4 separate regions of the Mus musculus genome follow, and regions 2, 3 and 4 are each linked to region 1. The links are chromatin loops, found by intact Hi-C in ENCODE. Cell type or tissue: heart. All regions are shown on one strand. Region 1 holds the start of Prss23 (protease, serine 23). Region 2 overlaps Me3 (malic enzyme 3, NADP(+)-dependent, mitochondrial). Region 3 holds the start of Ccdc81 (coiled-coil domain containing 81). Region 4 overlaps Me3 (malic enzyme 3, NADP(+)-dependent, mitochondrial).

What was found. A loop is a pair of places that touch in the nucleus more often than their neighbours do. Peaks named below come from ENCODE experiments on the same cell type or tissue, not always from the same donor. Only the 100,000 strongest peaks of a DNase experiment are listed, where the experiment ranks them.
Region 2: a loop joins it to region 1, with 2.0 times the contacts of the local background. A loop is called at or near these places in 2 of 42 quality-filtered maps.
Region 3: it touches region 1 in a loop (2.8-fold over the local background); 9 of 42 quality-filtered maps call a loop at or near these places.
Region 4: it touches region 1 in a loop (2.2-fold over the local background); 2 of 42 quality-filtered maps call a loop at or near these places.

Annotation. Positions count from the first base shown.
Region 1 is chr7:89,514,237-89,522,236 of GRCm38, reverse strand. It overlaps Prss23 (protease, serine 23), which reads left to right and starts at 4,651. Exons shown (of 2, transcript NM_029614.4): 1 at 4,651-4,790. In heart, CTCF peaks have their summits at 3,965 (motif pointing left) and 5,502; DNase peaks (open chromatin) are centred at 4,016 and 4,676; H3K4me3 peaks cover 2,716 bases; H3K27ac peaks cover 2,018 bases.
Region 2 is chr7:89,778,953-89,786,952 of GRCm38, reverse strand. It overlaps Me3 (malic enzyme 3, NADP(+)-dependent, mitochondrial), which reads right to left. Exons shown (of 14, transcript NM_181407.4): 4 at 452-527. Among named protein-coding and RNA genes, the nearest start is that of Ccdc81, 120 kb to the left of the region's middle. In heart, no CTCF peak of the experiment used is centred here; no DNase peak of the experiment used is centred here; H3K27ac peaks cover 489 bases.
Region 3 is chr7:89,903,574-89,911,573 of GRCm38, reverse strand. Ccdc81 (coiled-coil domain containing 81) reads left to right here and starts at 7,945. Exons shown (of 15, transcript NM_001162979.1): 1 at 7,945-8,000. In heart, a CTCF peak has its summit at 3,434 (motif pointing right); no DNase peak of the experiment used is centred here; H3K4me3 peaks cover 276 bases.
Region 4 is chr7:89,788,500-89,796,499 of GRCm38, reverse strand. All of the region lies in intron 4 of Me3 (malic enzyme 3, NADP(+)-dependent, mitochondrial), which reads right to left. Among named protein-coding and RNA genes, the nearest start is that of Ccdc81, 110 kb to the left of the region's middle. In heart, no CTCF peak of the experiment used is centred here; no DNase peak of the experiment used is centred here.

The DNA of each region.
Region 1 (8,000 bases):
TGGAAATGATTATTTCAATAATGTTTCAATCTTGCGTCAAAGCATAAACATCGTCGGTGTTTGTCGGTGGTGTGTGATATTTCAATATACACGTGTACTGTGGAGTGCTTTAGCCAGGAAACAGATCTCCTCTGAAGTAATCTAACTGATAGCTTCCAAACTGACTAGCTCAGCTCCTTATCGGAAGCACTAGAACAGGAGAGTCCCGGACGGACGCAGTGCGGACTCGCAGCTAAGGTATGAGACAGGCCAGCAGGAGCCTCAGCCGTGTGGTCTACTAGAGCAGAACTTGGGATCCTGACTGAAGACTCTAACCTCAGTGTCCTGACTGCAAAACGGAGGAAACAGTAATCCCTGAATTCTCAGTACAATTAGTGGGACCATTACGAGATAGACACCTCACGAAGTAAATTAATCTTACGGAGGGAATAGAATTTGTATTGTGAGGCTGCCTTGGGTATAGAAGTGAGCCAGCCATGTACGTTCTTGTATCACCACATGATGCCCAGTGACCTATTTTATTAGCACAGGCACGTCCATCGTAGATTTCTCAGCCACGAGACTCATGAGCCAAATAAGTTTCTGTTCTTTATAAAGTATCCAGTGCGTGGTGCTCTTTTTCAGCAGCATATGACAGACTAACATATCTCTCTTTTTCTCTTTTATCTTGAAGGTTACATGCAATAAAATATACCCCATGCCACCAAGCATAATGTGTTCATTAAAGGACGCACCCATAATCTTTACAGCCCAGCCCTAGCTCTGCTCCCTCAATCCTTGCAGATTCCTCAGTTATACAGTAGAAATGCTCTTCTCGTCATATGGCAGTGTGGTTCCACAGACTCAGTAAGATAATGTATATTAAAACCTTGCCCAGAATCTGGGGGTGTATGTATCCCAGTGGTAGAGCTTTAAGCCGGTGTGAGCAGGTGCTGTATCCGATCTCCAGCAATTCAAAGTGACAAAGGCAGTAAAATGAAACTCCCGGGCCTTTACCTTTTGAGTTCAATTCAAATCCCATTGCCTCGGGGAAGTCTTCAGACCTGGCATAATAAGAAGCAATGATTCTCTCCCATTTTCTAACTCATGTTTGTTCCTTGACCTAGACTATAATTCCCTTTACCTTGTGTCAGATTTTGTTTTATGACCATAGCTTTTAATGACCTGCACCAAAAGGGTCAGGGGCATTTGCGCAGCCCCAGAAATTTTCAACACAGTGGACAGACAGTAATCTCGCAGGCTTCACCCCGAGCGCACTTCTAACTCCTCAACTGCAGTGCACATAAAAAGGGTTGAGAAGGCAGTGAGGGGGCTGGGGTCCTTTCCCCCTGGGGGGAAGACAGACAAGTACAGAAAAAGAAAACAGCAGACATCTATGTGCGGCATGGGAACACCTGCTGTTTACACAGAACACATCTCTCAAAGGTCAAAGTACCCTACAGATCCATCATGTTGCTGTCCGTATGGCCGCCGTGCAGATGACCTAAGGGCCAAATTATTTTTCTATAACGAATCTAGGAAACATCTAAAGCCAGAGTCCTGTTTAAGCCCTGGACCCTCTGTACGTCTGTCTGTGCTGTTGTTTGTTTGTTAGCTGTTTGGGGAGAAGACGGTAACAACTGGAACTGGCCGAGAGAGGGAAGTGTTCTGAGGCCCGTCTGTGCCCCAGTTTTTCTTTATGATTGATGGAAGTAATATTTGTTCTTCCTGGCTCTACTTTGAAAACTACAACTGTTAAGAAAAATAAGCAATAACTGTCAAAAAAATGGACAGAGGTCTTGCTATATGAAAAGGCTTCAAAACACCGTCTCTTTGCACAGTGGAGTAGCCACAGCTCATGTTTATTACCTGTTCCCTGCACATAAAGAACTATTCTCAAGCACATTCTGCGTATTTATCTATTCAACCTTTAACGCAACCCCAGCAGCCCTGGTTGTATAGAAGGGGCTACTGAGGCAGGGAAAGGTTAGGACAAAAGCCACAATGCTAGTCAGGAGCAGATCCTGGCAGGGTACCACACAGAACTGTGGGATCTTATGACATAGAAACAGTAGCACTGGCACTGTACTATATAGTCTTGGACAAAATAGTTCTCAATGCTCAATGTGTTTATATGTAATGGTGAGAAGCCTACAAGGTCAAGATTGAGGATAGACATGATGTCAAAACAGAGGGACCAAGTCTTTCATGCCATTTTAGCCATTCCTGTAAAGTAACGGAGCCAATAGTTTAGTTAGCCCACATATCAAAGGAGCTCTGGTATTAACGCTGATAGGCAGCTAACAACACATCACATGGCCGTGTGGCCTCTAAAGCAAGCAGTTATTTACTTAACTAAGAGCAGATGAAGCTGGAGGGTTTATCTGGGTTTTTCTTTGGTAATAATTCTTGTGCCTTTGTCATTTCTGTGACCTCTTGAACTGCACTAGGTTTTAGTTGGTGTAGTCATAAAGAGTTCCAAGTCCATAAATATAGCTCGATTGGGAGCTATAAACCCTGGGAGACCCGTAATTTAATTTGTTTTACTTGTGTGATCTCAAAGAATCACTCTAAGCATGTTCTGGATCATTGAGATAACCATCAGTACTACTTTTCTATTGCTGTGATAATACCACATGGCCAAGGCAACTTAGAGAAGAGTTTATTCCAGCTTACAGTGTGAGAGGGTCAGAGTCCATGGAGGCAAGACATGGCAAGCAGGAGGCTGAGAGCTCAGACCTTAAATCCCAAGCACAAAACAGAGAAGGTGAACTGGGAATGGTGCCAGCCTCTGAAACCTCAAAGCCCACCCCCAGTGACACACTTCCTGAGTCGAGGCCACACCTCCCAAGCCTACCTAAACACCACCACCAACTGGGGACCAAGTATTTTAAATGCCAGAGACTATGGGAAACATCTCATTCAAATCACCAAGAGTTAATCTGGTTTTTATGTGCTAAGCTTTGGCCCTAGGAAATTACCACTTTCACAGTTATGTTAACAAGAAAGAGAGCTGGGAAGAACAAGAAGTGAGAGAACAGAGTGTTTTAGGGCCTTGCACAGACCACAGGAGTGGAAGCACTGTGGAGAACTGACTGAGAGAAACCCTAAATTTTACTGTTCCGGAAGAGAATCTTTGTATTCGATCAGTTTGAGTTTTATTCTTGAGTTGTTCAAACGTTTAAGTTTTCACCTAGCTTTATGTATACACTCACATTAATGGATTGTTTAAAAAGAAAATGTAAGCTAAGACAGGGGAGGTCTAAGAAGGTTTTGCCTTTAACGTGGTGGACAATACTAGTTTCCTTTATGTTTGAGAAACACTACTCAACAATGTGTTCAGGGCTTTCCTATTTAAAGGCAAGGCAAACACTAGCTCACTGGACATGTCACTAACATCCTGGTGTGGAATAGGATGTCAGGCCCTCCCTTTCTGAGGGCAAGCTTTGACAGGAAAAAAGGAAGGCTACTCTGGGATTGACAGGAGAAAAAAGAAGGAGGAGGAAGAGGAGGAGGAGGAGGAGGAGGAGGAGGAGGAAGAGGAGGAGGAGGAGGAGCAGGAGGAGGAGGAGAAGGAGGAGAAGGAGGGAGAGGAGGAGGAGGAGGAGGAGGGAGAGGAGGAGGAGGGAGAGGAGGAGGAGGAGGAGGAGGAGGAGGAGGAGGAGGAGGAGGAGGAGAGAAGAAAACGACCTCTGCAAAATTTTGTCCTACTGTTCAGGAGCTGTCTGACTGCTAGCAAGATTAGGCCTCTCCAGTCCTCCAGTCCTGAGGGGAAATCCACAGCTCCACCCTTTTCATCTCCATGACCTGCATGAAGGGTTGGTTCACAGAAATGGATGTGTGGATAGTCTTAAGAGACTACTAAGACTATATAGCATTAGATATTTAAATAGTGAGGTCACCAGGCTGACTCAGTCCCCCAGGTGTGGACTTCTCCAGTGATTTAGGGAAACAGGCACCATAAGCTAGGAGGTGGCTCCACCAGCTGGTGCCCTGGTGCCCCAGTAAAGACCAGGCCGGGGGCGTCACCAGTCAACCCCTGGGAAGCTGCCAAGTCCGCGATCCCTTGCTGTGCTCTGGGACCCAGTATGCTAGCAGCTGAACTGCAGGGCCTGCAACCTCGGTAGCCTGCCTCTGGATTACAAACTGAGGTACACTCTAGAAGCGCTAGAGGAGGAACTAAGGTGGAAAGGAGCTCGGTCGTCACTATTCAAGGCGCACAGAATGCGCACGGGTGAGGAGCTTACAAGTTTGAATTCTGCTTTGCAAACTTGCCTAGCGGCGCTCCACGCACCCGGGGTGCTGGAGGACTGGAAGGTTGGAAGGGACCGCCCACTCTGGAGCATTGCTTTAGCAGACTCTGGGCAATGTAGACCCCTAGAACTTGGTGTGAAGTTGTCTAGAGCGGGAGAGTGCAAGAGTCACTGGTAGGAGCCGTTCATCGGACACGGTGCAGGGGCATCGAGTACGGGGACCCGCTGGTGGTGACGCGCTGCGGAGACCCACCTGCGCGGGGCCCGAGGGTTCTGGACCTCTGAATAGCAGGGTGACGCTGGCTGGAGGCAGGCGGCTAGGGGAAGGGGAGGCGACGGCCGGCGGGCTGCGCGGCTCGCGGCTGGGGGCGGGGCGGGAGGGCCCGGGAGGCGAAGGGGAGGGGATGGGGGGCGGACCGGGTGCTGCAGGCTCTGCTGGACCTCAGGCTCGCACTCGGCCACTCTGCGGAGCAGGCATGGGAGCCGCGCGCGTCCTCCGGGCGCCCACACCTGTCTGAGCGGCGCACGGCCGCGGCCCCGGCGGGCTGCTCCACGCGGGTGAGTGCGATGCGGGGACCCGGCGTCTCCCGCTGGGTCCGAAGGACCAGGCGTGTGCCGGAGCCGGACAAAGAGTCGGGTGCGCGCGGGGTGGGGTGGCTGCGGGTAACACCGGGGAGTTTGCCGTGGCTTCCGCACAGACTCTGGGCTTAGGACAAGAGCCTGAAAGAGCCTCCCTCCCCGGACACCGGCTCTGTACAGCGTTTGGATTCACTCAGTGTCTCTCTTAAAGTGGATGGGGAAAAGAAGGTTTTGAAAGCGCTGTCTTGGATGCAAGGTGTTGTCTAGGGGTCAAGTGGAGCTGTGTATGGCAAGGTGTCCCTGGAGAGGTCAAGGTAGGCTCTCCCCCACGAACACACACTGTAACCTCTACCATTTTCTTTCTTTGAGTTTTGCGCCTACTGTATCTGACTTCATCGTGCTCTGAGCATTAATTTTTAACCTGGCACGTGACTATGAACACACCTTAACAAGCAAGAAAAAGTCAGCAAACACAAGTTGGGATCAGGCTCTGTGCTGGGTGCCGACTTTGCTCTGAGTGCTAAATCTAGAAAATTATGCCTGGGCTATCAACAGTTGTTGGAAGCAAATATTTCTTCAGCATGTAGCCATTTATCACAAATTGCTAACTGAAAGAAAAGATTTGCCCTCCCCTAGAACTTTTAAGAGAGGAAGATGTGTTTAGATGGAGCAATACCACCCCCTCCTGAAATGGAGCCGATTCTCCCTCCCACCTCCCTCAGAGCATCCCTTGAGAAAAGCCTCTGATTAAAATCCTGTTTGTTTTATTGTCCATTGGGTGACATCCACGAGAATTTAGAAACAGCCCGTAGCCTGTGGAAAGTTCCAGATGATTCAGGATCTCGGTTAGTATAGAAATTGCTACTCCCAGGTCTTGTAAGTGAACTTGAGAGGTCCTAGCGAATGCCTTAAGGACAGATAGGTCAATACAAAATAGCCTTATCAGGCTCTGTGAGAAGAGTTTGATTTATAGTTGAAGTTAGGTTTTTCCAAAATCCCTATTGCAAATTAGTATCAGGATATTGTTAGACATTGTTTCGGGGGGGGAAAGTGTTTAAAAGAACTATTACCTGTCTTTCTAGGAGTCTCCTAGGAGTGAGGTACAGTAGTGCATGCCTGTGAATCCTAACACTTCGAAGGCTGGGGAAGGCCAGTGAACTTGAGGCTAGCCTGTGTTATTCAGTGAACATTTTTAAAGAGTCTCTTAGAACTGGATTGGGGACGGGATAAAGAGACCGAGGATTCTTTTGAAGGCACTACATTCATTTTTTTTCTGAGTGTGCCATAAATATATGAATAAATCTTCACTTGTATTTTCCATTATTATAAACAGGCAGTAGGCAGCTTGTCATGCTTTCTCTGACCTTGGAAGGAAGCAGTCTTCCAAGGTAATTAATATGGATTTCATTTCTGTCTCACTGATGACTATTCAGGTAGACAGTGGATGTAGGTATATTTTTCTGCCTGTGGCCTAAGTGCCAAAGTTCCCATTAGTGTGTCTGAGAACATTGTTGGCCCAGGTCTGCTGTGCTAATAGTCTCAGGTTCTCCTGAGCATCCCTCCCATGGATGTTTTAGGAGTTAATGCACCGGGCATTATTCATGCATAATTCCAAATAACTCCAGGGATTTCGTTTCTCATGGTCTCACCATTGACAGCACTCTGTAATTGCTCTGCTGCTAGGCTGTCTTGGGATTACTAGGATGGCTCATTTTGCCTAAAACCTGATAGAGAAGTTAAGCTCTGTGTGACCATGAGATTGTACTTGATTTGCTGGGCTTCTTAAGTCCCCTCCCGTTTCCTTACAAGACCATCATTCTTAAGCCATACTGTGACTGGGTCTGTCTTGCCTTAAGGGGTTATGTGATTCTGGAAAATGAGAGCAAGCTTGGCTTCAGTGTATTCACAGAGCTTTGTTCATTTGTAGGCATTTGCTTGGGGAATTAGCAAAGCCTCATTGTTCAGTGTCCCTGGCTACAGATTTCATGGAGGACCCTTTGTCGCTCTTCCAACTGGTGTCTAGCATGAGCACCACCTTCATGTACTTTCTTACATTTTATTGTGGTCACAGGAAACCGTACTTTGTAGAATAGACAATAGATGTCTGAAAAACTAGATGTTCTCTTGTAGCAATTGCTGGCTTCTAGGAGTTAAATCATTCATTCAAACATTGTCCCCCATAAGGAGAACTGAGTTGTTAGCAGTTTTGAAGACTGTCCTCTAGAGAATCACAAAAGTTATTCTCAGTACTCCAGTCCCTAGTCCCTAGTCCTCAGTCCCTAGGAAGGTTATTGTCATTGGCACATCTGATAATGTGCAAATTCCCTCTACCATAAAACTATTATTGGGCTTATGAAGTATGTTTGTAAAGTGTAAATATTTTGATGCACTAGATAACTAGACAGTGGCTAATATTTGCAACCTGGGCAGGGAGTGTGTAGTCTTCTTGTGAGTCAGATAGTCAAAGCTGGAAAAGAAATGCAGTTTCTCTATTACTAAGTATGATGAGAAAAATCGCTGTTTACCTTGCTTCTCCATTTTGCTTTGCTACTGGGTGAAGTAATTCATAAAAAACATTTAGTTGGAAAGCTTAGAAGATAGTTTATGTGCATGAGGAACCTGTATCCTGCAAAGGTTCATTCCTAGAAATGGAATGTGACAGAACTAACATTTTTTTTTCATCCAGATTTAGCTATAAGAAAGATAAGGTTTGGCAATCTTCATTCCTTTCAAAAGGTGTTGGCTTTCCAAACAGCTCTACAAGAACAAGATGATCCACTTTTAAATACTACAGGATTTAAAGTTAGGTAGCACATGCATCATGTTTCTAGCTGAGAGATTAAAATTGTGTATGTTACATCCCTGAATGTCTATGTATAAATCACTTTAAATAGGATGACAGAGCAAATTACTTTGGATGCTTATAACTTTAATAGCCAAGTGCCAGTTTAAGTCTACATGAGGACTTCACATTTAGTTTTATGTCTCAATTGCTCAGCAGATATTCCCAATCAATTTGGAAAAATGTTCTGCACTAATTTCTCGAAGTCTATGTCCCTTTCTATGTTTGGACTAAAGTTTTAACTTTCAGAGGCTCATAGAAACCTTAAGGAAAATGTAGAATGAAGATCGTCTTATCATGTCAATGAATGCAGTTCAACACCACTGCGTACTTCTAAGCCTTGTTTC
Region 2 (8,000 bases), 260 kb before region 1:
GGTAGGTACTTAAATGAATGCTGAACGTTTCTTTAGACTAATATTAGGAAGTTTACCTAGATATGTAGTTAGTGTAGATCTTTTTTTGTTTTATTTTGTTTTGTTTTTGTTTTTGTTTTTGTTTTTTTTTCGAGACAGGGTTTCTCTGTGTAGCCCTTGGCTGTCCTGGAACTCACTCTGTAGACCAGGCTGGCCTTGAACTCAGAAATCCGCCTGCCTCTGCCTCCTGAGTGCTGGGATTAAAGGCATGCGCCACCAATGCCTGGCAAGATCTTTTTTCTATGATGCATCTGTGGTGGCTACAGAAAATCTGTGATCAGGACCCATGTAATGAGGAAAGTATCCTGTCTTCAGTGCCACAGTGGCACATTTCATAGGTAGAATTAACACCAATACAGATGGCAAGGATTCCTCCAGCACCAGGGCAATAACAATGAAAACAGGATCATACCTTAATATTGTCTTCTGGCCAAGAGTTCAGCATTGTTGCAATGTGGCCCTTGTCATGAATGGTGATGAACAGCCCACTAGGAAAAACAAAACAAAACAAAACATGTACACATAGAGAAACCAGGCAGTCAGTGCAGAAACAGAACAAAGATCATGAGCCAGCGCATCAATTGCATTGCTGAGTTTTACCCTTAGCTCCAAAGAAGATGGATTTTACCCCAAAGCTCTGGGAGGTCCTGGTGTCTTTCCTTCAATTGTTTCTCTCCATAGGACCAGGAGTGCACTGGGTCAAGGGCTTACTCATCTGGAACAGTCTTCTCTAGAGACAGAATCCTCTCTCTCTCTCTCTCTCTCTCTCTCTCTCTCTCTCTCTTTCTCTCTCTCTCTCTTGGCTTTTCAAGACAGGGTTTCTCTGTGTAGCTCTGGCTGTCCTGGAACTCACTCTGTAGACCAGGATGGCCTCAAACTCAGAAATCTGCATGCCTCTGCCTCCCAAGTGCTGGGATTAAGGGCGTGCGCCACCACTGCCCAGCCCAGAATCTTCTCTTCTTTACTCTAGATCTGGCACTAGAATCCCCAGACTCACTAGCCCCAAGAGTGCCTTAGCAACTGTGTGGGTCTGTAGTCCAGGCACTTGCTTTAGAGTAAAAACCACATGGCCATGACTACAATGTGGACACGAGGGTTGGGGAGTATGGACATGTATGCATCAGGCACCTGAAATGGGAGTTGTGGCTGGGGATGGGAAGAAGGGGTGGGTGCTTATCATAAGATGCTTTTTTCTTCAGGACAGGAGTCTAATAATACCAATTCAAACCTAGCCTTCCAGTCTACTGTAAAAGTATTATTTATTCACTGTAAGTAAGTTGTTGTCTTGTCTGCTATCCTAGGCCTAGTTCCGGAAGCTTCTAGCCTCCATACAATCTAATCTAGGTCTAGAATGTTTCTATTCTCTGAAGCTTAAACTGAATAATCTCTAGCTCTTTCTGAACTCTGGCTGGCTGGCTCAACTCAGCTGTTCTTGCGCAAACTCCTTTCCAGACTTATTCAATCTGGCTTCTCTTTTGACTTCTTCTTTTTGCACTGCTTGGCCTCAAATTAACTCAGGCAATCTGTTCTAACCTTCCAGCTCCTTCTCCTTGTCTGGCTCATTCTGTCTTCACCTTTGTGTAGCTTGTTCTGTCTCTGCAACCTGTCTCTATACAACTGTCCTGGTAAAACTACCTCCTTCCTCTCTCTCCTCACTACCCCCTTAAGTAGCTCCCTCTTCTCTCTCTTCTCCTGAGAGTTGGGCATATCCTAGTCTGTTAAGTCTTTCTCTGATTCATTACTTTGTCCACCAGCAAGACATCACTTTCAAACATAGGTACTTCCTTCTACAAATTAACTTTAACCTTCATTGTTTGGGAGTAAAGATGTGTAGAGGGCGTGTCTGTATTCCACTCAGAGGACTTAAAGGTGTGTGGTAAGGGCTGAGCCACACTACAACTAGAAACAGTCCCACCGCCCTCCCCCAGTAAATAACATAATCTCTGTTTTGTTTTTTTGTTTTTTTATATGCTTAAAATTTATTTACAGTTAATAAGTTAAAAAGCAATACACAACCAAATTGTAAATCTCATTCATATGCACATTAAACTGTCCAGGGAAACACTTCAGTTCCATTACAAACAATTGCATTCTAGTGCACTTAAGACATAACAGTTTATCAAAAAATAGCTGAACACACCAATAAGGGAAATATTATGTATGTATGTTCATTAAAAATCACTGATAATCTCTGGTTTTACAATGAGATCAACTAATTCTGCAACAGTCTACTATGAGAATCCAGTTGTAAATGTAAGATAATAGAATACATTCAATTTAATATCTTATCACTTGATTTAGTGTGTTTAATGTTTAGACTTAAAGGACATGGAGTAGAGGTAAGAGAATATGTGGGATTCAGGAATCCCTTCTTTCTCTTTTTCACTCTAGTAGATAAGCATAAAATTTATATACTCAAGTCTTCATCATTCTAGAAATGAAACAAGATTTCTGGCTTCTGGTAGTGACACAGAATACCCTTGCTCCAAACAACCATTATAAAGTCATTCATTTATAAACAATTTATTTTACCATCATGTTTTAAATATATATCTGTGGGTCTGCAGCAATGGCATTGGCTAAATGATGTTGGAAACTGGAGGAGCATCTGCCTTTGAAAGCAGCGAGTATTCTGTGGCTCTGCAGCTTTTTGCCTGAGGGCAGTCCAATCTTCAAACAGCTTGGAGCAACAGAAAGTCACAGACTTACAGTTGAGGTGCCTGAGAACAGTTTTGGTATTAGAAAGAACATCTGGACAGTGAAGAGGGAACTCTGAAGGGAGGAAACTTCAGAGAGAATTGACTCTCAAGTCTGGGTAAAAAAATTCCCAGCCATTGACTGGCCATGAGCAAGAAGCCCAAGGAACTGAGTGGAGACATTGGTTCTTGCTGATTTGAGAAGATGGAGCTTAGAATGTGAATTCAGCTTAGTTAACTCTCATAGGACAAAAAACTGCTTTTTAGAGAAACAAATACAATCCAGCATCCATACACGTCAAGGTACTAGAGATATCCATTATGATAACCTGCTTATTTCATTTATACTTGAATTTCCAAAATTAAATGAGTGTGTGTGTGTGCGCGCGCACACACACACAGACGTGCACGCATGCATGCTCCTATACATGCCTGTCACACATGCCTGTGAAAGTCAGAGGTTGAAATCATGAATTTTCTACCTTATGTTTTGAGATAGGGTTTGAGTAGCCTGGAAGCCCAGCAAACCCCAGAGCTTCCTTGTCTCTTCCTCCCTAGTGCTAGGATGGCAGGGGCTCATTGCTGCCCTCAGCTTTTTTAAATGTAGCCTTTTAGGTTCTCACATTTGCAGAAAAGGTGCTTTTCCCACTGAGCTGTCCCTCTAACCCTCATGAAGTATTCTGAATGTCAGGCCCATACTCTGATCACTCTTTCTCCTCTCCCCAGTACTAAACTAAAATCAAATAGAACTAAAACTAAACCAAAACAAAACCCCAGCTTGCCTACAGAAACCGCCTGTTTTGATGCCTTCCATTAATTCTCCACCCACCATAGTAGCACCCTGTTACCAAACCTCCGGTGACATTCACCTCTTTGAAGGCAAATGGACACTTTTCAGCCCATCATCTCTGATTTGCTTTTTTAAAAAACGAATCATTTGTTTTTATTTTATAAGTGTTTTATCTACATGTGTGTATGTGTTCTATTTGTGTGTAGTGCTCCCAGAGGCCAGAAGAGACTGTTGGATTCTCTTGAGCCAGAGTTACAACCAGTTGAGAGCTGTCTGATGAAGATGCTGAGAACCGAACCCTAGCCTTCTGCACAAGCAGCAAGTGCTCTTAAGAGCTGTTTGTCTGTCGGTCCTCTGACTTCTTGGACAGAATTTTGACAGAATGATACTAACCCCCAACCAGCAAATGTTGGTCTTTGTGAGTGAGTCTCCTTTCTTTTTTTCCCCCCTTCTCTGACTGCTCTTATTTATGCGTTTATGCTGGTCACCCAGCCGTGTTTGTGATAACATTCCTCAAATACTTCCTGTATCTTACATTCAGTCTTCCGCTATGCAGCCTTATCAATGCCAAAGGCATTTGGACTATGAATTTCAAATATCTGAAGACAAGAATTTCTCATTTTGAGTGCTATTGACACTTTACGTTAGAGAATTCTTTGCTGTGCAGGTGAGGTTGCCCTGAACTTTGCAGCATTTTTGGCAATCTTTCTCTCCCATTATATGCCAACAGCACCTCATACTCTGCCATAGCAACAGCAGCAGCAGCAGCAGCAGCAGCAGCAGCAGCAGCAGCAGCAACAACAACAACAACAACAACAACAAAATGTCTCCAGTCATTAGCAAATATACCCAGAGGGGACAAAAATCATCATAGTCTTTGAAGGGATTGTTCTAGACCTATGTCTTAACTGCCTGTCTGACACATGTCAAAGGCACTCACATGTAACCTGTCTAAGGCCAAATTTATGATCTAGCCTTTCACCAATGTGACTTGAAGACAAGATAAAACACAGACTCATTCCTTTCATTCTCTAGCTGTCAGCCACACTGGCTTCCTTTCCAAACTCCGAGTAGCCGTGGGCCTCCTTCCTCACGTTGTTGAGGCTTTTCCTTCTGCCCAGTACCCATGTGCCTCCTCACTCTTCTGAGCTAATTCGTCCTTATTATTCTGATAATTTCCAAACCAGGGTAGAAGGCCCTTGTTATGAGCTCCATGTCCCTTAAACCTACAAGCACACATATATTAGTGTGTGGCTCCTTGCCTAATTTCCCCACATTAGATTGTAAGCATCACAAAGGCAAGGTCTGCATCTGCATTTGTTGACGCTCAGCACCAGATCCTCCTGTTTACTTCTAATACATGCTGTCTTTGAACAAGGAAAGACTCGAATCAACAGATGTTGACGATGTTCAAGTGATAAAGGAGAAGACTGTTGAATAAAATAAGGTGAGAGTTGGCACAAAGGCAATTCGCCTGGCTGCCCTGGAGGGATCCTGGGAATTGGGTGATAGTTGGTGGTGCTAGAGAGTGCAGATAAATGTGTGAAGGGTGGAGGGTGGGCCAGGGAAAAGAAACACACTGAAGATTTGGGGTACAGGGTTCTACTTTTGAAGGGGGCAGTGTAAACATCTGATTAGCTTACTCTTAAAATGTCATGGCTTCCAGGTGAAGAGTACTAGAATATATTACCCTAAACTATGCCTCTTCCACCTAGACACTATTTCGAGCTATTTCATTGTGAACTGAAGTTTTCTGGGGTAAAAAGAAGTCACACCTGTGTTCTACAAGGCTGATTAAAACTGTGATGATGGAGAGTTGGAATGTTGCCAGATTATCTTCTGCTATCTTTAGCTCTCAGTGTCTGAGCCAGCATCCTTTGATTTTTCAGATAAATGCTTTTGGAATGGATTAACAGGTCTCTTATTCTACCAGAAGCTAAGAATGCTATTAGATAATATCTGAAACCTGGAACAGATTAAAATTTTTTTCTGTGCTGTAAACTGCCTACCTGATGTTCCCACCAAAATATTTGAAGAATGCCTTGATTTATAACTTCCGTTTGCTCTGTGACTATAAAAATTTCCTGCAACTGTTGCCATGTTGAAATAAGGCATTTGAGGAACCTGAATCCATGTTCCTGGGCCATGTTCACTCATGTGGTTCCAGAATGGGAACTAGAAAAATCATTCTGAGTGAGGTCACCCAGACCCAGAAAGACATGTGGTTATGTCCTCACTTGTAAGTGGATATTAGCCATAAAGTACAGGATAATTTTGGGTCCACAGACCCAACAAAGCTAAGTAACAAGGAGGGCTCAGGGATGTGTGAATCTCACTGAGAAGGGGAAATAAAATAGACATCAAGGGTGGATGGGGGTGCTGGCTGGAAGTGGGAGTTGGGGTGAAAACAGGAAGGATCAGGTGGGTAGAGGACCGAAGGAGAGACAACTGAAATGGGGAGGCATCTCTGGGATGAGCTAGACACCTAGGGCAATGGAAACACCCAGGAATCCATGAGGGTGACCCTAAGACTCCTAGAAATGGAGGATATGGAGCTAGAAATAGCCATCTCCTGTAACCAGGCAAGACTTCCAATGGGGGGATTGGGACCCCAACCCAGCCACAAAACTTTTGACCTACAATTTGCTCTGCCTCCAAGATGTGCTGGGACAGGAATCTAGCACAATCATCACAGAGGCTTCACCCAGCAAATGATGGAAACAGATGTAGAGACCCACAACCAAACATTAGGTGGAGCTTGGGGAATCCTTCAGAAGAGGGAGTAAGGTTTGTAGGAGCCAAAGGAGCAAAGGACACCACAGAAAAACCCACAGAATCAATCTGGGTTCATAGGGGCTAACCAGGGAGCCTGCATGGGACTGACCTAGTTCCTCTGCATATATGTTACAGTTGTCTAGCTTGGTCTTCATGTGGGACTCCTAACAGTGGGAGCGCAGGCTGTCTCTGACTCTTTTGTCTGCCTTTGGGACCCTTTCTTCCAACTGAGCTGCCTTGTCTAGTCTCAATAGGAGACTACACACCTACTCTTACTGCAGCTTGATGTGCTAGGGCTGGTTGATATCCATGGGAGGATTTCCTTTTTCTGAAGGGAAAGGGAGGAGGAGGGGGTAGGGGAGGGGAGGAGGAGGGGAAACTGCAGTTGGGGTGTAAAACAAAGAAAGAAAGAAACAAACAAATATCTGTCCTCTGTATTGACAATAAGAGGGAGAAAGGGACAGGGAGACTTGAACAGTTTTACATTAAACTTTTGAGCTGATGAACTGTTAGAAGACTTGTTCATGTTTTCTTTTAAAGCATCTTTACAGGGGCTGCAGAGAACAGACTATAAAATTTCCCACTTTTGAAATTTATTAAGAGCTTTAAAAAAAGTGCATATAAACTAGAGTGAAGGAATGTCCTGGATGTAGGGTTTGAGACTTTTTTCTTTCTGTAATTCTTGCTGGTGGGGGTGGGGGGTTATGATACTATTTAATAAAAGGATTGCAGGCCAGGCAGGATTCTCAAGGGGTTGCAGGGAGAGAATGAAATCCTGAGTAATGTGTACTGTTGACATGGGCATGGGGGCACGTTAAGGACCCCAGCGCCTCAGCTCCACGGGGCTGGACAAAGTCTTTCCTGAGCAAGGCTCAGAGGGATGGCAAAGCATCCTTGAGTCTGAATGTAAATGCTGACGATATGTGCAGAAAATGTCCACTATAGCTTTCTCTCCTTGGATGATTACAGCCTGAAGACTGCTCCCCTACAGAGGTGGCTCATATAGAAAATAACTAAACCTGCCTCCTGTTCAGCTGTATGCAGCAACCATGCCTCTCTGTTCAGCTGTAGATAATGAACACGCTAGCTTCCATACTTCCATGGTGCTCCAGCTTCACCATCTACATTTTTCTGTGTTTTGTGTCTTTCATCTTTTCACTTCTTCACTGCTCCGGTTAGACCAGTGCTTGGAATCATATGGCAGGTAGGGGACTGGGGGACACCTTCATATTCAGCCTGAAAAGCATCTAGACCAGTACAGAAAGAAGCTCCTGTAAAATGCTCTCTGGAAACGACTCTCAGTTCTAGACTCTGCACTCAGGGGAAATCAACATTTCCAGCAGAACAGGTGATGGGATGGATGGCTATTCTCCACTTCTGTAAGACGTTTATTAGCTGAGGAATGCAGAAGCTTGCTGGCATTCCTCCTCAGTGGCCTCAGAGTACCTCCGTACCTTAAGAAGCCCCCTTTGCAGCCCTGCTTGGCTTCACCCCAGGAACTCAATATCCAGTAGGCACTGAGGCTGTAGCAAGCATTTAAAGCAGCACCCACAAGTGATGAGGCTGCCCTGGGAGGACTGCCAGAGGAAAGACAGCAGAGACTAGGGGTTAACGAGCCGGCTCTGCAGCCTCAGCGTCTAGCCTCCAAGCCTGGTGCTGCCAGTGCCTAGCAGCACACCTATGTACAAGTTTCTTTTCTG
Region 3 (8,000 bases), 390 kb before region 1:
TGTACGTATCAAGCCCAGTAAGAGGGGCATTGTAAGCAGCTGCTTGCTCATGGTTAAGTTGTTCTCAACTCAGATAGTGAGAAGTCAAGACAGAAAAATGTACTGGGTTCTTCAGATAATTGCTTTTCCATTTGCAGCATGGGAGGGCCTGAGAATAAAAGCTTGCCTTCATAATTGATAGCAGACCTGGAGTGTGCACGGACAGACTCATAGAGGAGAGGAAGGGACAGAAGGAAAAAATGAATGAAGAGAGAGGGAGAGAGAGAGAGAGAGAGACGGAGACAGAGAGAGAGACACACAGAGACAGAGAGAGAGAGACACTAATGGAGACATTCTTTTCAAGAGTCCGGAGAACCATATTAGAGCAATCTCCCAATGCTGTAAACTAGACATGCTACATGTATGAGGAGCAGTGCTGGGGACATTGCTAAAGGACTCCTAGGAAGGAATTGCCACAAAGTTTCATGGGGGTGGTTCTGAAACAAGACCTGGAGACTAAACTAGAAATGATGGAATGATAAAATAATTCAAAGGATTATAACAAGAACTCAAAGTCTTATGAGATGGTTACATTTACACACTATTAGAGCATCTGTTCCTTCCATTGAAAGAAGTCCAGTATGCATTTGATTATGTTTAATATCCCAGTTCTCAGAATACTAGTTTGTCCCCCTAATGAGATATCACACTTATCTTTCCCAGAAGTCTCTCTGTGAAGACACTGAGAAGAGCCTGTCCACTTTCTGACTCCAAACTCAGGAGACCCTAACTCTCCCCCTTCCTTCTGCCTCCTTTCGTTCAGATGCCCAGAGTCCAGGCATGCTTTCCCTAGCACTGGGGACTTTCTCAGTTGTCCTTTGAGCTCCCCACTCCTTTGGTCTGTCATGTGCTTGCCTGCAGACCTTCGTTGCTAAGACATGCCAATTTAGTAGGAACCTTAGTTCAAAGGGCATAGCTTTCTCTTCTCCATCTCTCAACTCCTGGAAACCATTGAGATTAACAGCTTGTCTGCTCTTTTATTTTAGACTAGTGACATTGACATTCTTCTGAGCCTGTTTCTGAATTCTTTTATTAACAACACTAGGAACTAGAGGCTGGAGAGATGTTGTTAAGGGCACTGGCTGCTCCTCTTACAGAGATTCTGAGTTCAATTCCCAGCAACCACAGGGTGGTTCACAACTATCTTTAATGTGATCTGATGACCTCTTCTGTTTTTATTGTTGTTGTTTGTTTGTTTGTTTTTCGAGACAGGGTTTCTCTGTATAGCCCTGGCTGTCCTGGAACTCACTTTGTAGACCAGGCTGGCCTGGAACTCAGAAATCCGTTTGCCTCTGCCTCCCGAGTGCTGGGATTAAAGGCATGTGCCACCACCGGCCGGCTTGATGCCCTCTTCTGGCATGCAGGTGTACATGTAGGTAAAGCACTCATGTACTCATAGACATATAAACAAACAAACAAACAAATCAACTAATCAGTCAATTAATCAAGACTTAGAACCCCAAAAGGGAATCAATTTTCCCAGAAATGTGGGGTATCCTGCTCTATCATTCTCTTTCTTGTTCCCCAGTACAGTTCAGTCTCACTGAACCTGTAAGGCCATCCTTTCAGCTAGACTGGTCAGTGAGCCCCAGGGATTTCCCCATCTCGGTCCAAGTCACAGCTGTGCTGGGCCATCCCTGACTTTTTACGAGAGTGCTAGGGATCCGAATTCTGCCTCTCATGCTTGCCAGCTAGTGTTCCTTACTCACCAAGCCATTCCTCTGCTCCAAGTTCTTTTCTCTAAGTATTAGCTAGACCTTACTAAAACCCAGAGCTGCCCTTCACTAATGGGCCAGCTGAATTCTCCCCAGTCGATGGAGTCCAAGGTACAGAGCAGCACGTGGCACTGCCCGTTCTCTCCCTCACCTTTCGAGAGAGCCAGGTAGGACTGCCTGCTCAAGCTGTCAGGAACCAAACATCTGAAGAACAAATCTTGCTTCTGTTCTCTTTATGAAAGCCACTCTTTATGTTCTCTTTATGAAAGCACCGGATAAAGTTCCAGCCCCTTTGTATCTCGTAAACTCTCTTGTGGGATGTTCCTACTGGATGTGTATGTGCACGCCCCCACCCCCCATCTGCATCGTATCTATATGCTCCTCTCCCGAGGGAGATCTCTATGGGGAGTCGGTGTGGGGGAGAGTAAGGGCCAGCTGAGGAGTCCCTGCCAGCTGCAGCTGTTTTTCTCCTAAAGTAAAAGATTTGATGTGCTGTTAGGTGAATTAATTTCTATCCCAGAACTACACAATCTAATCTACATTAGGCAAATCTGTCTAATTTTCCTACTGGCATTTGTTCTTCCTCTGGTTTTTGACGGATCGGATCGGCATGTTAACAGCATGCGGTTCTGCTGGAACCGCGTGGGTAACTTAAGCTAGGCTTTTAATAGGTCTCTTTCATCTGACCGCTTCGTGGGAGAGTGGCTAGCCTGCCTCTGTTGTTACCAATGCAGTAGTCTGACATTTAGTTGTTTTTATAAATTTGTCAGCGACAAGGTCACAGACGTTACCATGCGTTATTTTGAGGGAGTTATTGGAAGTCCGTGTGTGTTGGGGGTGGTGGTGGTGGTGGTGGTGGGGGGACAGGGGACAGGGGACGGACGCTACACAGTGAGAGAAGCTGCAAGAGTCAGACAGGTAGGAATGGAAGGAAAGGAGAGCCGTATGAGCCCTGACAGTTTCCTTTGATTGGTAGAGAGGAAAGCGTGCCGCCTCTGCATGGTTGCCTTCCAGATTTTCCTGCTGAGTGTGATTGAACCCCTAAATCACCTTCTCACATGAGCTTTGGTTGCTCACGTAGCCCCTGGTCCTGCTGAGTCAGGGGTGGTCTGGGCTGTTCCCTTCAGCTTCTGGAACACTGTGTGGTCACTGGGAAATTTGTCCCACCGAGATCATGCACAACACGGATGTGTGAGTTCCAAAAGAACATCTGGATGTTCTTAAAGGGATCAGAACACTGCAAACGCAAGCCAGATGTACTCTTACCATCAAACAACCAAAACGCAGGATGAAAGGATGGAAGATTTAGGATGTGACAAAACGAGAGGAGGGGGAAAGTGAAAGAAGATAGGAGTCCGGAGAAGACTGCTTGGTCTCACTTAACACACTCATGCAGACCAAGGTGGCTTTTTTCCCCTCTTCACTGCGGTTCTCAACCTTCCTAATGCTGGGACAGTTCCTCGTGGTGTGGTGACCCACAACCATAAAATGATTTCGTTGCTACTTCATAACTGTAATTTTGCTACTGCTATGAATCATAATGTAAATGTCTAATATGTGACCCCTATGGTGGTCGTGGCTCACAAGTTGGGAACCGCTGTGACTAATAGGATTTTACAAGGCCTCTGAAAGCTGGAGTACAAATTAGGCAACCTAGAAGTAGTTACCCCGATCACCACTAGATGGCGCTTTACAGAGGGCGTGTATACAGGGATCCTGGCAAAGTGTTGAGCAGATCTTAGCAAGCTTGCTTAAATAACCATTCATGAAACATTGAAGAAATTCAAGTTCTGAAGAGGGTTACTTAACCCAGTTATATAGGTAACGGTTGTAGGTTCATAATAACATCCGAGACTTGTGTACAAAGGTGAAATAGAGGTTGGAATGAGAACTCCAATTTAAGAAAATCCTATGTGGTAGTGGTTCATGCCTTTAATTCCAGCACTCAAGAGGTGGAGGTAGGCAGATCTCTGAGTTGGAGACCACCCTGAACTACAGAGTGAGTTCCAGAGCAGTCATGACTCCACAGAGAGACCCTGTCTTGAAAAAATAACCACAACAAACAAAGGAAATGGAGAATCAATGAAGAAGAAGAAGAAGAAGGAGGAGGAGGAGGAGGAGGAGGAGGAGGAGGAGGAGGAGGAGGAGGAGGAGGAGAAGAAGAAGAAGAAGAAGAAGAAGAAGAAGAAGAAGAAGAGGAAGAAGAGGAAGAAACCATTAATTGTAAGAGAGCAAGTAGGGGTGTATAGGAAAGTTAGAGGTGGAAGGTGATGATGGTGTAATTATATTATCATTTCAAAACAACAGCAGCAGCAGCAACAGCAACAGCAACAGCAACAACAACAACAACAACAACAACAACAACAAGGAAGAGTTAGGGTTTTACTGCTGTGAACAGACACCATGACCAAGGCAAGTCTTATAAAAAACAACATTTAATTGGGGCTGGCTTACAGGGTCAGAGGTTCACCATTATCATCAAGGTGGGAGCATGGCAGTATCCAGGCAGGCATCGTGCAGGAGGAGCTGAGAGTTCTACATCTTTATCCAAAGGCTGCTAGTGGAAGACTGACTTCCAGGAAACTAGGGTGAGGATCTTATACCCACACCCACAGTGACACACCCATTCCAACCAGGTCACACCTATTCCAACAAGGCCACACCTTCAGATGGTGACACTCCCTGGTCCAAGGATATACAAACCATCCCAGCAAGCTTCCCAGGTGTGTGGAATGTGTGGATTTAGACTAAATTATGGTGATTTTATTGTTTGGCTTTGATTAGGTTTTCAGATCTTAGGTAGGGCCCATACTTTGGGAAGTGGGCTGTGTGGAATATCTACCTTGGTTATATCTCTAATAGTTCCCACTGCTGGGGACTAGAGAAAGGGCTCAGTGGTTAAGAGCTCTTGCTGCTTTTGCTGAGGACCAAAACTTGGTTCCAGAACCCATGTCAGGTGTCTCAGTCACCTGCAACTCTAGCTCCAAGGGACCTGACACCTGTCCTCTGAAGGGACCCCCTCCCCCAACATTCAACACACACACACAGAGGCTCACAGACACATATTAAAAAATATATATTTTTTGAGACAGTGTTTCTCTGTGTAGCTCTGGATGTCCTGGAACTTACTATGTACACCAGGCTAGCCTCAAACTCAGAGAAATCCTCCTGCCTTTATGTCCGTAGTAATGGGATTAGAGTCATGTGGCACCATGCACAGCCCCAAAATAAATCTTAAATAAACTACAGCATTTCCATTGCTTTCCTGGGTCAACTCTTGCTTCCTAACTTCCCCACCTTCTCATCCATTGTCTTTGTTCAGCTATATTGGACTCATTGAACTGCAAATGCTTATGGACCACTTAAGAGTGCCTTAAAGGGGCTGGAGAGATGGCTCTGTGGTTAAGAGCACTGACTGCTCTTCCGAAGGTCCTGAGTTCAAATCCCAGCAACCACATGGTGACTTAGAACCATCCGTAATGAGATCTGATGCCCTCTTCTGGTATGTCTGAAAACAGCTATAGTGTACTTACATATAATAAGTAAATAAATCTTTAAAAAAATGGCTACTGTAGGTTCATATACTTAAATGTATGCTCCTCAGTTAGCAGAAGGATTAGGGAAAGATTAGGTGTGTCACTGAGAGTGGGCTCTGAGTTTTCAAAAGACTCACTCTGTTCCCAGTGTTTTCTCTCTGCCTTGTGGTTTTAGATCAAAACATGAGCTTTTAGCAATTCCTTTGCTCTGCCATCATGGTCTCTAACTTTGAAGCCACAGGTAAATCAAAACTTCCTTTTATAAATTGCCTTGGTCACAGCAACAGAAAAATAATTAAGACAGATATACTCGTTTTGACTGAAAAGATGATGAAAGTCTTCACAATAAAGAGAAAATGTAAACATTCTACGATGGAAGAGGAAGGCATTTCGGGAGGTGGGAACACTGTAGTGTAGAGGTGAGGCCACCACCGTGCCTCGTGTGTGGTAGAGCTCGCATGGCGCATCCTCTGTGAAGGCTGAGGAGATATGAGCAGGAAAACTGCCTCCTCCTGTTCCCTTCGCTCTCTGCACTGCTCTCTCTCTCTCTCCCCTTTTTTTTATTGGATATTTTATTTATTTACATTTCAAATGTTATCTCCTTTGCTGGTTTCCCCTCTGGAAACCACCTATCCCATCTCTTCTCCCCCTGCTTCTATGAGGGTGCTCCCACCCACTCCCGACTCCCCGCCCTGGCATTCCCCTACACTTTGGGTATATGCCCAGGAGTGGTAGAGCTGACCTACCTATACTAAAAAAAAAAAAAAATACAGTATCTCTAGCATGATACTGTAATAATAATATAATATAAAACTATTACACTGTAAAAATAATATACAGTGTTATTCTACTTTCATTCTGTTGCTGTGATAAACTACCTAGATGAAAAAGCAACTTGGAGGGGAAAGGGGTTTATTCCACCTCATAGTTCTAGGTTACAGTCCCATTATATCAGGGAGGACAGAATAGCAGGCACTTCAAACATTGCAGGTTGGGAAGAGAGAAATGAAAGTGTGCATGCTTACCTTGTGCTCAGCCCCACCTCCACACAAACAGGGTCTCGGATTCCCTGCCCACAGCACGGTGCCACCCATAGTGGGCTAGGTGTTCCCGAATCAATTAGCATAACCAAGACAATTCTCACAGGCAGGTGCACAGGCAAATCTAATCTAGTGAGTCCCTCATTGGGACTCTTTACAAGTGAGTCCACGTTGTTTCAAGTTCACAATGAAAACTAACCATCACAAACACTATGTGTGAGTGTGTTGCTGTCCAAGTATGATATTGTGAGGAATAACGATGTCTGTATAATAGTCATTATCAATGGAACACAAAGAGAAGCACCCTGGTTCAAGTGTACAATTGCAGCCTTTTTATTCTCAGCTGCAAAGCAGCCTTTTTTGGGTTTGGTAAACACGTAAATCAGATAAGATGTTTAAAAATGGCAACTGTGGACCACCTCCCTTTCCTTTCAGGTGGTGGTTTATCATCTCCGGCCTCCGTTCACATCACAGGCCAATAGCTCCTCTCGGCTCTTCATAGCAGCAACCACCGTGGAAATGTACTTGGCGTAATCTAAACCAACCACGTCTTTTCCATGACCCACCAATGTACTCTGAGTTATGTGCACGTGAGAGATGAGTATATATCACCAAAACCAAAAGTCTTGTAAGAGGATGCCTTCAGTATCGTGATTCCCAATGTCCACAAATGAAAACAACTCAAATGCTTCTCAAGAAGGGGATGGCTAATATGTCCTTTATTCACAGAACAAGGCAAGTCAAAGGAACAGATAGCCACCACATAAATGACTCTATTTCTCTCTCTCTCTCTCTCTCTCTCTCTCTCTCTCTCTCTCTCTCTCTCTCTCTCTCCCTCTCCCTCCCTCTCTCTCTCTCTCTCTCTCTCTCTCTCTCTCTCTCTCTCTCTCACACACACACACACACACACACACACACACACACACACACACAAACACACACACACACACACACACACACACACACACACACACACACGTCTTAGAAAGTTCAAACACTTTCAAGCTAATATATAGTTTAGGGTAGCATAATGCCCGCAGGGGAAGGCAGGGCACTTCTGTGAAGCTGACAGCCATGTTTCCGGATGGGCTTGACATGTGCACACTTAGCAGGCAGGAGAACGCCAAAGTCATGTGCAGGAATAGATCTGCCCCATTCCTTTCTCTATAGGAAAGGGAAAAAGCAGAAATAAAAACATGAACTGCCTTCATTCTCCTGCCCTCCAGTTCCAAAGAGGGGAGCCTGGAAACAAAACAAAACAAAACAAAACAAAACCTTGACAGAGTTCAGCTCAAACTCAAATCCTCAATCAGATCCGACATCGCTGTCGGCCAGCACGCTCTCCCACCACAACCCCCACCACCATTTGCTCTGGATGATTACAATATGGACCGCCTTCAAGGCCAGGTCTTCTCACTGCCCTGAGCAAGAAGGAAAGAACAAAGGTTTTGGGTGTTTTGTTTTGTTTTGTTTTGTTTTGTTTTGTTTTGTTTTTTCCCTTTCTTTCTCTTAAAAATGACATTCTAAAGTGGCTGGCTGAGCTTTCTACAGATCAGATTCTCTTAGGGGGCCGGGCCTTGAGGCCCTAGCAACCGAGCGAGCCTTTGTCGCGTCATAGCAACAGTTTCAGCCATCCCTTTCCCAAGGCCTTCTTAGTTCAGCAACCCTCC
Region 4 (8,000 bases), 270 kb before region 1:
ACAGCTTGTCTGGGACAAGGCCAGAGGATTCATCAACTGCAGGTGGCTGGTCCGTTCTGGCAATTGGGCAAGAATCCTCACAGAGGCCAAATGACAGAAAGACAGCGTTCCTTGCATTCTGAAGATTGGGTTGGGGGCTGCAGAAACAGCTGGAGAGAAATCACATCTAGCCCCTCTCTCCCCTCCTCCCTCCCTCTCTTCCCTCCTCCCTCCCTTTCTCCCCTTCTCCTTCCTTCTCTCCCCTCCTCCCTCCCTCTCTTCCCTCCTCCCTCCCTTTCTCCCCTCCCCCCTCCTTCTCTGAGAAACTGAACAATCTCAGACTGAAACTTGGGGCATGAGACATGAAGGAGGAGATCTAAGAAAAGAAGAAAAGGAAAGACAAGAAAGTCAAGTTGCCACTACAGCCACAGGATTTTGAGGGCAATGTGTAAAGAACAGAGCTTGCAACATTTCCTAGAATCACAGTTTCTTACGAAGTCAGGTAGATTCTTTGGTTGTATGGAGATTCCTTTTTGTCAAAGAATCACCGAGGGCTAATTATGTACTAGACACAGTTCTGGTACGAATTTTGCCTTTATCAGTAGACAGGTGTTGATGGAGCTCATGGTGATGACAGATATGACTATATGATCATGATGGATGCTCATTCTTCAGTTAAATATTTATGAAGCACCTGTTTGCTAGTAAGACATATCCTGGGGCGGGGGAGGGGCTTTTGTTTGCTTACCTATAAAATTAAATATGTGTAGACCCAAGTGAGAGAGGGAGCATATTTGTTAACAGTTAGAGCTTTCAGACAGAAGCCTGAGAGCAACAGGACAGTGCAGGGCAGGAGAGATGGAGATATTCCTGTAAGGCGACTCACTCTCGTAGGTTTTATAGATGAAGGGACACACCCACCTGGCATTGGACAGGAAGCAGCTGTGGGGTATAGGTAGAATGAAATACCTTTCACAGGAAGGAAGGTGAAGGCACGTGTAAAATGTGTGTGAAAAGGAAGGAGGTGTAAATCCTTGACTGGGAGAATAGGGAGTGAGGGAGAAATCAGTGAAGGGTCAGAAGTATCAGGCCAGGGGCAATCCCTTGCTGTCACAGTCAAGTTGTTTCTATGTCACTGTAACACTCTCACTATCATGGGCTCCCATTGTCTCTGTAAGAGTTAAGCCTATAGGCACCTGATTCATCTATTGAAATCTGGCTTTTGACCAGGAATGAAGACTAGCTCTGAGCTATAGATGTCTTGCATGACCCTGTAGTGCCAATGGGCTGTAAAGGCTTAGTTTGTCTATGCAGAGACAATGCCAGGATAAAGAGATTGAAGACCTGTTCTTGCCCTGGAAGAGCTTGTGATTCAATACACAAAGATGTCTTCCCACTTTTTTACTTCTCCAGGAGTGAAACACACATGAGCTACTCCTGCCATTCTGTAGAAAAAGGTGCAAAGATTGTAAAAACACTTCTCCATGTCAGGAAGTGAACTTTGAAGAGTGCAGCAGACACATGGAAATCATGCTATTTCCTTTTCAGATGGCTCAACAACTTTTGTGGTGAGTGATTACCACCCACATCCAATACTCCCTCCTCCTCTCACAGTCCAGCCACATGAATGGCTAAAGCTGATAATTCCACACACAAGTGAGCAAGTGGAAACTCAAAATCTTCCTGCTCTATATACACTTGTCCTGTGTCAGCTGAATTTTAGTTATTGGGTTAATGGTTCCATGTTAGTTATCTGAGAAGCCCAGAAGACTTGTCAAGGTCATCTTGGAAAATGTGGAACCCCTCCTAGTCAAGCTTTGGGTTTCTGGTTTAGAGGTGTCTCTGCCACTCTATCTCACTTGAAGAAAGAACCTGTGCTCTTGGCAAGTCTCTCCCTGCCTCAGCACCCAGTCTCTGTACCTGCCTCTTCCCTCCTCTGGGCAGCATTTCAGCTAAAGCCAGTACCCTCATGCTTCCTCTGGAGGCCCAAACTCTACAACTCTCTACCATCAAGATCAAAGCTTACTGATTCAGGTTCCCATTCTGTGTCCTTTGTTTGTTTGTTTGCTTGCTTGTTTTGTTTTGTCTGTTTAAAGGGAAGCTGTTGTATGCATCTTTGTCTGAATTAAAACATTCCTTCCTATGGAGAAGAAGGGTAGGCTAATAAGACTCATGGAATAAACACAACACATAGGGCTCAGAGATTCTAAACTTAAAGGAAGTTCCTGAAAGTTACAGGAGTCACAAGATCCTTTTCCAAGATTACATAAGCAGTTACAATCACAGCGGGGAAGAGACTCTTTGAATGGCCAAGCTTCCTGCAAGGTGAGCAGGGAGCTGCAGGGATGCAGTTTTTAATGAGTTATTACCATACTGGGCTGGGCTTTTCATGGTGTTGCTGCCTAGGAGTTGCCTATGCTCCTGTAAGTAGCCCCTCAACCATACTACCCAATAAACTCACTGGTTCACCAAGCTATACTTAGGAGGGGCCATTTCTTTGATCTGTTGTTAGTGCTCTATTTGGGGTGAATGTTCATGTCTCCCAGGAGGCTATCAGTGCTGTCTCCCAGACTGGGTATGTTCCAGGGAATTAATTCCACTGCATGCTCAACTGTTTCAAAGTGAGTGCCTCACCATCTATCATTGATTTTCAGTTCTATTGTGCAAATGGTTGACTAGGTACAACAGCTTCTCAGGATGCTTCGCTCCTCTTCTTTCTTTTAGGTCCTCTTACTGACAAGTGTCAAGTTCATTGTATCCAAAACTCACTTTTTATCATGTCATTTCCAAAATCAAATGCTATGCTAGCTAATTTTATTTCAGCTTGACGAAAGTTAGAGTCATTTAGGAAGAGGAGACTCTCAATTGAGAAAATGTCTCCATAAAATTTGCCTGTAGGCAAGTCTGTACTTCATGCTCTTGATTGTAATTTGATGTAGGAGAGTGCAGCCCATTGTGGGTGGTACCATCCCTGGGCTGGTGGTCCTTGGTTTGATAAGAAAGCAGGCTGAGCAAGTCTCGAGGGAACCATCCAATGAGCGATGATCCAGCATGCCCTCTGTTTCAGGTCCTGTCTTCAGGGTCCTGCCTTGAGTTTCTATTATGTCTTCTCTTCATAATGGGCTATAAGCCATATGATGAAATAAACTTTCACAAGTTGCTTTTGGTCATGGTGTTTTATCACAAAACCAGAAACTCTAAGACAAAGACCTTCACTGATCTCTAATTGTCCCTATGGATACCCAAGACTTTATATTATGTAACATATTTTATGAAAGTTATCATTGTTATGTCTCTCTATGTAATTGCAACCTCTTGGTAGTGGTCCCTTCACCCTGAGAAATGCATCTTTCTCTCAGCCGTTGTATTCATTCCCCGCCCCGGGAGGATCTGTCTCCTCCTTCAGCTGCACAAGGTTTTTCTCTCCTGAACTGTTAACACTTGTTGCATCTAATGCTCTGTGTTACCTTTCTACATTCTGCAAACACCTAGTAAGAACCTTCCGAGTACCAGGACTCACACGGAATACGACTGTTGGGAGCTGCCATTTGTATGTCCAATACTGCCTTCAAATCCCATCACTTCCTCTACAAATGGGTTCTTAGATCTTTTCCTCCTTTGAAAATTTTTACTTTGCTACCTTCCTGTCAGGGGCAAGGTAAAACTAATGGCTCTTTGGAGGTCCTATGCATGGAACAAGAGCTTTGGGCTTTTGTTTCTTGTCAAGGCCATCCCTGGCAAGGCCAGCAATGGACTGGTGCCAGGGCTCTGGAGGCCACCAAGGATAGAGCCTGGAGCTGGACAGTTTCTCTGTAAAGTTGGGTCCAAATGTTCCAAACGATGAGATGTAAAACACTCTGCTTATTGTACCAGCATGTATCTTGCAAAAGAAGAATGAGACTTACTCTGAGTTCCCCATAATTCTGCTGTCTCATGAACATTATTGATTTGTTTTTTTGTTTCCTCATTTGAATGTAGAAGGAGCTGTGATTAATAGACTCTCTAGCTTGGGACCGCAGTCCTCTCAGTCCTCCTGACCCCAGCTTTTGATTCTTTGTCTTCTCATCCTTGGTCTTCCCCATCAGAGTCCCCGAACCCAGGGAGAACTGATGGTCTAATTCACCTGCCCTCTTGTTTCCCCATATCTCCTAAGCACAAGACCCCCAAACTTCTTCGATGTTTCTTTGTGTTTTGTCAACCATGGCCAGCTGGCTATCAGGTTCTGTTGATCTTGCCTGCTCCATCCTTCTGCCATCTGGTCTATGACTCTCATACCATTTCTATTGCCTTTGACCAGCCAGTCTCCATGTCACAAAGCACTCCTGTGATTTTCTGACTCTTTTTTTCACTCTTGAAGTCTTTCCATCCTGTTTTGTTTTTACAGAGCACATCTGGATGCATCCATTTCTTAACTGCCCCTCCCCACAATGAAACAAAGACCAGACATCTTCTCAGCTTGACCTTTAAGGTTTCCACTTACTATCCACTCTGCCTTTTGGTCTTTTCTGTCTTCTCCATGCTGCATCCCAACTAAGCTATTTCTGGTTTTGTATGAGATTTGCACCTCCCTCAATATGTGGTATTTTCTCCAGCAACTCTTTAATTTCCTTGATTGGAATTCTACCATTTTTGTGTGGTTCAAGGAACAATTCAAAATTCACTTGTTTCCATGAAGCTTCCCTCCTGGACTTACTCTTTTTCTTCGATCACCCATAGCATTTTTCTTTGCCCAAAGTAGCCATCACTCCTTTCGTTGTACTATAAATATTCATGTTTCCATGTCCTTCATAATAGTTGTAAGCTTTTTTAGGGGCAATGTTAGGTTGAGTTGTTTTTGATTCCCCAGCTTTTGGCTCTGAGGCCAGCAATGTGAAACATGCTTAATTAGTTGGGCAAACGATAACTCTAACAGTGCATAAAATGGCTTCTTGGCTGGCCAGGATTCAAAGCTGGTATAGTTAAGTTCAGAGGGAAGATATTTCCCCCTCATTATTCACGATAGCAATCGAATTAATGCTGAGAACCACTTTACTAGTTCAGTGGGTTGCCAAGGGCTTAGGGGAAGTCTGGGCAGTGTCTTTGGGTTTGAAAAGCCAGCAACAATTTCTGGAATGACAGAACTCCAATTTCTTTATTTGGATGTTGGAAAAGTCATGGTTTCCTTCACATCTTAGACAAATAGGGATGTCTGAAGGATGGTATACTATGTTCTTTCTTGTCTGTCTTCCTCAGACCCGTGACCTTTTCTGATTTATTGGGTATGTCCCTTAGTTTAACTAACCAAAGACTGACTGGAAGATCATGAGTCCTCCATTGCTCTTGGGCTGCCTTAGATTTATAGCTATGATCGTGGGCTTCCTGCAGACACGTTCAAACTGTTTTTTTTCTTCCTTTTTTCTTACCCTTCCCTCTCACCATCCTTTTCCCCCATTGCCTTCTCCCCTACCCCATAACATATATAACACACATTCTTTAGGTACAAATCTTGGTTCCACTCCTCACCTGCAAAGAACCTAGCCTCTGAGATCCCTTGTCTATAAAGCAAAGATAAAAAGAAGTCCTGTGGCTATCAAGAGAAGGCAGTGAGTCAATCTGTGCAAACCACTTGCATAATCCTGCATGAAGTGGGACTGGTAATGTCTGCTCAGTGTTGCTTCTTATGCAGGAATGAAGGAGCTGATTTCCTACTGCTTCTCTTAGCTATTAACCTATCTGGAGACTTTTCTCTACCTGAGCCATCTTGCTAGGAAGCCACCCCTCTTCCCAAGTTCAGCCTACAGCCAATGATTGATCGATCACACCAAGACTACAGAAACCTAACCCCTCTCCACCAAAAGTCATCACAGCTCCCAACCTGCCTTCTAGGATTTGCTGAGTCTTTCTCTAGACATTACTACAGGCAACTGTGACTTTGTGTTCTTTTCTGCCACCTCCTATGTATAGATGCTGACCCAAGAGATCTTCTTGGGTCAAATTGACAAGTTAATTTCTTTTTCAGAGTTTTTCAGGAAGCCCTGTCTCTGACACCAATACAGAAGTTGTGTGTCACACTCTGGGCCTGTGCATGATAAGTAGGCACAAGGTCTTAGCAATTTGGGCCCTGTTTTAACACCTGTATGGCTGGTGCTTAGTGGTGGAGGCGGCTGCTTGGGCTCCACCACCCTAAGGCCCCTCTTCCCAGAAGTGTTGATACTAGGCTGAGAGAGATATTTTGGACTCTGGGAAGCTGACAGGGAGAGTTCTCAGTTGAGTCTTTCCCTTTGTAGTAGGCAATGACCACTCTGAGAAGGAGACAGGACAGAGATTTTCACTCCTTTGTATGATTTACGCTGGACAGCTCTGGGTGACCTCCTCCTTGAAGAAGAAAGGCCACAAAGCTTCCAAGTCCTGGGCTTGAGCCCTGGGTTTCTCCTAGTTATCTTCTCCTACAGTTCAGTGTTTCCTGGCGTTATAGCTAAGAAAAAAATTATTATTATTATTTTTTTAATCTTCCAAATCGATTCAGAAAGTCCTCTGAAATCAACCTTCTTCCCTAGCCAAGCACCGAGCAACACTAGGATCCAAACCCTTCTGAGGCCTTGAGGAACTGCCTCTCTGAGTCAGCTGCTGGGGGAGAAGGTGCTCAGAAACAAGATGGAGTTTGGAGAACAGCACTCACCCTGTGGGAGGCTTTGTATTCTGCACGCTCCTCTTAGCCATGTCCACTTGACTCTTGCATGCTCTTTTGAGCAACGTCCCCTCTTTCCACCCATCCTTCAGGGCCCAGGTTGGGACTTTCAGAAGGAATCCGTCCTGGGGTTTGATCTCAGTGTCCTCTGAAAAGTGTCCTGTGTGAGCTCTGAAGGGGTGATAAGCAGAGTCCCTGTGGAAGTGGGGAGATCTTATCCCCCTCTTTTTAAAGGAACATAAAGGACTGCAGCTTGGAACATTCTGAACTTTTGAAAGGGTGCCTTGGATAACGGGAGGGAATCTTCAGAGGAAGGCTGTTGAGTGGAGTAGGGTAGAGTGTGGTGTGGGTTATGGAAAGTCCAGTTAACTCCTGTTACTTTGTTTATACACCATGACACAGGCTCTATATTCAGAGTGCCTAGTTTTTCCAGAGAAGCCAAGAATCCAAGATCTTACTATACATTTATTGTTTTCAATGAAATATGATTTTAAAATATTGCCTATAAATTAAAAAAATTTAACAGCCACCAAGGGCCAAACCAAGCATATCTGGCTACAAGACATGTGACTACCCATTTGTGGCCTCTGATTCCCAGAAGAAACTTCTGCTTCCTTGGTTGCCCTTTGGTTCCCATATAGCTACAGGCAGCACAACTGCTTCCAACACCTCCTAGAAGGACAATATTCATTTGTGTGCTCTTCAGTGTGCACAGACACTATTATGGCTAATCCATAGCAGGGATGGGAAGCTCAGAAAGGTTATTTGCACAGCAGGCAAGGGGAAGGCTTGTGATCAGAAACCCCTCTGTGTCTGCTTGCAAAGTCAGGGCTGTTCTCTGAATATGGTCACCAGAATCTCTCTAAAGTGAGACAGGAATAAAGGGTGGATGCTGTCCCCTTTGGAGCTTCATGAGAAGGGAGGCTGGGCAGCTTGTATCCTGTCTGCAGTTTGCACCGAAACTTCCTCTCTTTGGCATGTCGTTCTGCCCTGATTTCCAGGTAATCCTATCTAACCTGAGTGTGTAAGTTTCTTGAATTTGGTCCTGCACATCTTTGTCCCAGGGGACTCCCTCAGAGCAGATGCTTGATGAAGGGCAGGCAAATGCAACGGAATTGGATGGCACTCAGCAGTCTAGATCGGCTCATGTATCTTACACCCTCCTTTGATGTCTGGATGTCTATCTGGGGTCTACTTGAGATACTCTTCCTTTAGAGAGACCATAGGCGCCCGATGCTATTCCTCTAATCTCTGTCACCGCTTCTCTGGTAGCTAGTAGTTAGTAGTTTGATGTGTTTCGAAATATGTTTATTGAAGCCAATAGCTACTTAACTTTCACAGTGCTATTTTGAAT